Linked DNA regions of Mus musculus: region 2 is linked to region 1. Evidence: chromatin contacts called from ENCODE POLR2A ChIA-PET data. All regions are on one chromosome and are shown on one strand. Each heading gives the region's core, a stretch centred on a gene start or an enhancer-like site at or near the end of the contact. The rest is flanking DNA. Distances are from core to core; before and after follow the strand shown.

Region 1 (3,095 bases), core at 220-2,719:
AGTTAGAAGCCACTGTTCCCCTGCTTCAAAACAATAATAGAAGCCCAAATCCCACTGCTAATAGACAAATGTTCTAAATTGTTAAAATGTTAAATGAACATTTTAAGCCATGAAAGATTATTTGCTTGGAGACCAGGGAAGCTGTTCCCTTTCTTGCTTCCTAGTGACTTGACTTCCTCCCCCACCCCCTTTTTCAGGAGACAGGGTCCAGGAATTCAATCTGTAAACCAGGTTGGCCTCAAACTCAGAGATCCACCTGTCTCTGTCCCCTCTAAGTGCTAGTACTAAAGGTTTGCACCACTGCCACCTCCCCCCCCCCCTCTTACTTTCTCTGTATGTTTTTGGTGGTACTGAAGCTATCCCCAGGGCCTGGAGCAGAATGAGGAAGAGCTAACATCCTCCTTCCGTTTTATCTTTGTACTTTATACAGGAGGGTCTCACTAAGTAGCTCAGGCTGGCTTTGGACTTGCAATCCCCCTGCCTCAGTCTCCTGAATTTCTTAGATTTCAGGAGTGTACAACTCCCAGTCTGGTTTTCTAACTTGGGCACAGCTGTGATGTTTGTTGATTTCCTATGTTTTTCTCTAAAAAGCAGGAGAAACTGCTAGCTGAAAAAGACCCTGAGCTTGGAGAATTGAAAGTTCAAAGTCTGCCTGGGCAATCTGGTGAGACCCCAGCTGCTCCAACTGTCTGCACTCCTTTCTCAAAGATTTAACATCCATTAGAGTCCCGACGCTCTCACCCCATCTTGTACCTTGGAGCAGCCTAAAGACTCAGCCACATCTAAGTCAGATGCTGCCCTTAACCATAAACCCAATCCAGCATCACACAACAGAGCTGCTTTGCTACAGAAACTGGGACAGGCCAGCTCCCAATACCTATTCTCTCTAAAAGATTTCTCCCCTGTAGAAAGCACCAGAGCAAACATGTTAATTTAAAGTTTCATCCAAAACTAGAGCAAAAAACAAACAAACAATAAGCTCATATTAAAGTGTCCACCCTCTAAGTGAACAGCTAAATCAAAGCTGAATTCTACCTCCTAGGTTTCCACTGCCCCTTTCCTCAGAGCTCCTCCCTACTAAGGCTACGGCTATGAAGGGTAGGGTGAGGGACACAGACCTAAGAATCCAGCTAGAGACTCCTGACATGAATACACGCCCTCTGTCTAGTACCATACACACTACCAGTCGGCTTTAACTAAGCATTCAGCATGTACTTGGTCTACACTACAGAGTTCATATGGGTTGTGTCACAAATCCCAGAATACCCCTATGAAGTCATCTCTATGTTACAGAGAAAAAGACTAAGGCTAGACAAGTTATGAAACCAGGCACAAAGGTTACAAAACAAACAAGCAGAACAGTCTCTTCATTCAGTGTTCAGCTTCTACGATTTTAGCAAGTATGTCCTCTTGTCTTCAACACTTTCAATATCCAAACAGACAGAGGGTGGCAGCACTGGACCAGGCACACAACAGAAATTCAGTCTTAACTGGCACCGGCTAAGGGCACCAGGAAGCTCCCTATAGCGACAGAGGAGCTGGGTGGCTCCTCCAGGTCACACTCTCTCCCCTCTTTCTTGGCCTCTTAGCAAGCTATGGGAGAAAGAAATGGAGGGTAAGTGAAGTTGCCATGCTGCTCTGGGGTCACATTCTCCCAGCTTCTGACCAATGAAAATTACTTGCTCCTTCTAATAATAAATATATAATACATGAATGCCTAATATGTACAAAGCTCAAAAATCCTGAGGGTACACAGGAAAGAGGATGAGAAAATCCCTGTGCTCAGGAGGGTTACATCCTAATAGGGCTAAGAGACAACAAAGCCATAAATAGACACAAGGTCAGATGCAGCTGGAGAACAAGCTGCCTGGCAGGTGGTGAGGAAAAGGCTCTCTGAGGATAAACCAAGGAAGAAAGCTTCACTTCCTACTCTGAAAGGAACACTCTGAGAAATGGCAGTGAAGCCTGGTATCTGGATCACAGAAGCATGGGGCTGGGGTGGGTCCTCCTAATGCACTGCTAGAGAGGTGGAGGTGGAATCCTGCTGTCAGTCTGCTGTCTTTGCTCTTTATTATGTACCTGACCTTAGATGAGTCATTTAAGCTGCAGTTCTTCTCTGTAAGAACTGCCCTCTTCTTTCCCACGATGGGTAAAGCATAAACCCAATTAAGATTGTGACAAAATACACGTTGTAAATAATTAAAGGCCAACCTAACCAGTAGTTAGCCCGACTCTTGGAAACTGGTTTCAGTGACTACTTATTATAAAATGTCACCTCAAGTAACAGACACATAAACATCACCTTCTGAGAGGACAAAGCTCCTGTCTCTGCTCACCCTTTATCTCATCTCCTTTCCTGGCTCAGCCCTCAACGCCCTTAATAGACCTCACCCTCCTTGACTCAGGGATGGGCCAGTTCTTGGGGACTGTCCTCACACAGGTTTGGAAGAATGTGTCCCAGGGTCACAGACAGCTCTCTCAGCTCACAGACTCAGGGCATGTAAGGCTGCAGAACAGATTGGATAAGCTGGAGAATGGGTGAGTGGAACAGTCAAGGCCAGGTACTTAAGTATAAAATAGCACTGAAGCTCTACCAACAGCCACCACCTTAACCCATGCCAGGAGCCACACACATGGTAAAGTAACCCATTTTACATATGACAAAACAGGCTTAAAAAGATAAATTTGCTTAATGTCAAGTAGGTTTAAGTGAGGAATGTCTGTCTCACTCTAAAAGACATTTCTGACCACCAGGTTGCCCTGTCTGCCTGTGACAAGATCCAGGATATAAAAACAACAGTGGGTAGGTACTAAAGAGAAGACATTCTGGAAGCAGATAATCGTTAGGGAGCTACTGAAACAGAACCCTGCTTACTGGAAATTCCTGATGGCCAAGACGGGTATATCACAAGCCTGGTGCCATGGTATATGCCTGTAATCCTAGCACTCAGGAGGCTGAGACATGAGATCCACAAACTCAAAATCTACGTGGATTACAGAGTGAGACTAGGTCTCAAAGCAGAACAGTTGCGCACATGAACCTTCTTATTCTCTTATACTGTATGCACAGTATCTACCACACTGTAGACATGGGT
Region 2 (3,095 bases), core at 238-2,737, 120 kb after region 1:
GGTTCTGGGGAGGGAACCCAGATCTCCCACTTGCTAGAGAAGAGCTGTCAATCAAGCCACACCCCTACCCCCTATTAGGTATAATTCAAGAAACTGAAACTGTTAAAAGAAGCATCTATAAAAAATGCTTTTAGATTTAGAATCTTGCTATCCCTAGGACCTTTTTTCCTAGCATACTTAGTTCTTAACAATTCTACTAGGTGTGGTAGGAAAATAGACCTCCCTGGTATCAGAAACTGTTATAAGACTTCCCCTAGGATCAGAAACTCAAGTTTATTTTCTTTGTGCCTTCCTGTCACTAGCACGCGTGAACGGAAACAAAACCCACAAATTGACTGTATCGACTGTACAGACTATGGGGTTGGGGTAAGTAGGGGGGGATCCCCTTCCACACAACTTCCTCTCCCCAAGTACAGCGGAGTCGGTCAGCGCCCCGATAGTACTCGCTCTGAAGTGTGTACAAGAGTCCCGGATCATCAAAACTTAAACTTTCCTTTCTACCAGGGTTCCAGAAAATTGGCCCATGGGGACAGCAAGCAAGCATTTTAACGCGCACCCTTCGGTTGCATAAGAATTCCGGCATAACAGGTAACAATCACAGAGGAGACAAACGGGATGCGATCGACTGGACGGTACGAAACGGCCTTTCGAGATCACAAGTCTGCGGCGCAAACCCAAAGTTTGGAGCACACTCCTTAGGAGTTCACTCGACAACCGTCGCCACCGACCCAGACGAAGAACGCTGAGAAAATGGGTGCCCGAGGAATCAACACATCCGCATTCATCTCGAGGTAGGCGTCAAGATTCTTCGACTCCTCCGGCTTTGTTCGGCGCTTCCGAAGAAGGAACGACCGAATTTCGGTCTTGGAAGCCGCGAACCTGGGTGTGTTCTCCGGCTGGTTCCCGGGACTTTAGCATCGCCCCGCCCCGGGCGCCGCGCACTCGTTCCCCGGATGGAAGGCGCGGAGCTTCGGGGGAAAGGAAGCAGCCCGGGGAGCCCGGGGAGGCCGCAGCCCGGCCCTTGTCGCTTGGGGGCCGGGAGGGAGCGAGGCCCGTGAGGACCGCAGAGGGAGAAGAGCGCGAGGGCGGCGGGGCGCTCTACCCGCGCCCCCCAAAACCCCGAGGCCCGCCCCGCCGTACCTTTGGCGAGGGCTACCGTGGAGTTCTCGGTGTCGATGGTGTAGAGGATGCCCTCGTAGCGGATCTCCGCCTTGGAGATGAGGCTGATCTTGCTGCCGATGTAAGGGGTGCCCCCGCTCATGGCGCCGCCGCCGTCGCCCGCCGCTCGCACTCAGTCAGATCCCGCGCTGCGCCCGCCGCTCCGCCCGCCCGCCCGCTCGCTCGCTCCCTCCGTCGGCGCCTCACAGCAGCCGCCTCAGAACCAACATGGCGGCCGCGCCGGCTCCGCTTACCCTCCCCCAGCCTCCCGCCCTCAAACCGCGGCGCGGCGGCGGCGGCGGCGGCAGCAGCGGCGGCGGCGCAGGGCATGCCGGGAGGGCGAGGCGGCGTGCTTTCTCGCGAGACTCGCCGAGCTCACGGACGGTCCCGGGCTCTTTCCGCGGCGGCCCAGAGCGCTTGGCTTGCGCTCCCGACGTGGAAGGTTTTCACGGCACCTAGATGTCGCGGGAAGACTAGACGAGGGCCCATCCCGCCTGGTGATGCTGACTGCGGCCTCTGCCATTTCTAGGCGGGCTGCACTTTGGTACGAGCCCAGAGTCTTTGTAAGCGGTCGCCTCCCAGCTCCGGAGCCGCTCTCCGCGGGCCACGGAACTCTCACTGTAAACGCCAGAGCAGCCATCTTCGCCTGAGGAGTCTCACACTCCAAGGGCTGCCGCTCCGGGAGGCTCTGGGACTCTGTCCCCCAAACTGAGTCCAACCCTTTTTATGCGGCTTGATCCGTGTCCTAGCTTTCAAGATGTTCCCGGTCACTAACTATGCAAGAAACACCAGTCCAAGTGTTTCTCTGCCGCTTTGATCACTTAATGTCAGCTCCACTTTCTTAATAACGATCATCTCTCCGATCGGATACCAAATTGGCATCTTAAAACTTTGCATCCAGAGATGTAACTCTTCGGTTTTACTCCAAACTCGTCCCTCTAGCTTGTTCTCGGAGGTAACTATGAACCGGGAACGTTTGCTTAGTAGCTAAGACCCCAGTCCTGGATTGTCTTACACCTCCACACCTGTCCTAACTATAAATCTTGTCTGTTCAGGCTGGACCGTCTCCATCCGTACAGCTCTATATAACGCCTCAGTTACCCTGGCCAGAGTTGTTGGCAGTAGCTCCCGAAGAATTCTATTTCTCTTACCCCTACTAGGTTTTTCTTAACACAGCAGTCAGGGGGAATCATGTTCAAGTAGCAAGAGATTTTGGACTTTTGTTCAACTCAAGATAACATCCGTCTACTCAGTGCGCTCCACAGGTTACATTTTACACAAGGTGAAAACCAGACTTCCTAGTTTGGCTTATGAGGGCATGGATGATTTAATTTGTTGTTACACAGCTCCATACTGTTCCAAGCATCCCTTCTTCTCACAGCTTCCACAGTTCATTATACTCTGCTCAAAGCTGCCCTAAGAGGTGATGTATTTACAAAACTACAGTAGATCTCGCTTTACACCCCTCTTCTTGCCTTGCTCCCTCCCTACCCCCCATCGCATTTGTCTATTTAGTCATAAGTGTTTGTCTCCCTTCTTGGCTAGAATGCAAATATTTTGAGGAAGGGTTTCTGGTTTTAGACACTGTTTGCATCATCCTTGGGGCCAAGTGTAGCAACCGGCCCAGGACAGCTGCTCGGTAGACATTTGCTGCAAGAGTGAACAACTGGGATAAGAGCCGAACACAGGCAGCAAGTAGGATGTCTGGTGCGCTGAGCCAATGCATGGTGATTATCTGCGTGTTCCGGGAAAGCAGGAGAGAAGATTGATGAGCTGAGCTGTGACTGGTGCCCAGTGGCTTCAAGGGGGTCCCTGCTTCAGCATACAGTCATTATTTGGTGTGCAAATCTGCGTTTGGAGTCTTCCCTTTGTAGGTCTCAGACCAATGTTGCCTTCTCTTCCATAGTGAACACATTCTTTCCCTTGTCAGTTTCTAT

Evidence for each region. ChIA-PET counts read pairs that join two places held with the same protein, here RNA polymerase II (POLR2A).
Region 2: POLR2A ChIA-PET joins it to region 1 with 36 read pairs in Patski. The contact joins the promoter of Lsm14a here to the enhancer-like site in region 1. POLR2A ChIA-PET finds 5 or more read pairs at or near these places in 3 of 5 experiments (Patski and embryonic stem cell).

The regions. Positions count from the first base shown.
Region 1 is chr7:34,264,767-34,267,861 of GRCm38, forward strand. All of the region lies in intron 2 of Garre1 (granule associated Rac and RHOG effector 1), which reads right to left. Among named protein-coding and RNA genes, the nearest start is that of Gm12758, 32 kb to the left of the region's middle. RefSeq lists an enhancer at 389-3,095. Within about 2 kb of position 1,470, at least 1 of the 3 ENCODE cell types and tissues checked has a DNase peak (open chromatin) inside an H3K27ac peak, as active enhancers do.
Region 2 is chr7:34,388,218-34,391,312 of GRCm38, forward strand. Lsm14a (LSM14A mRNA processing body assembly factor) reads right to left here and starts at 1,488. Exons shown (of 11, transcript NM_025948.3): 1 at 1,141-1,488. The coding sequence starts at 1,261. Gm12764 (predicted gene 12764) reads left to right here and starts at 396. Exons shown (of 2, transcript NR_169160.1): 1 at 396-791.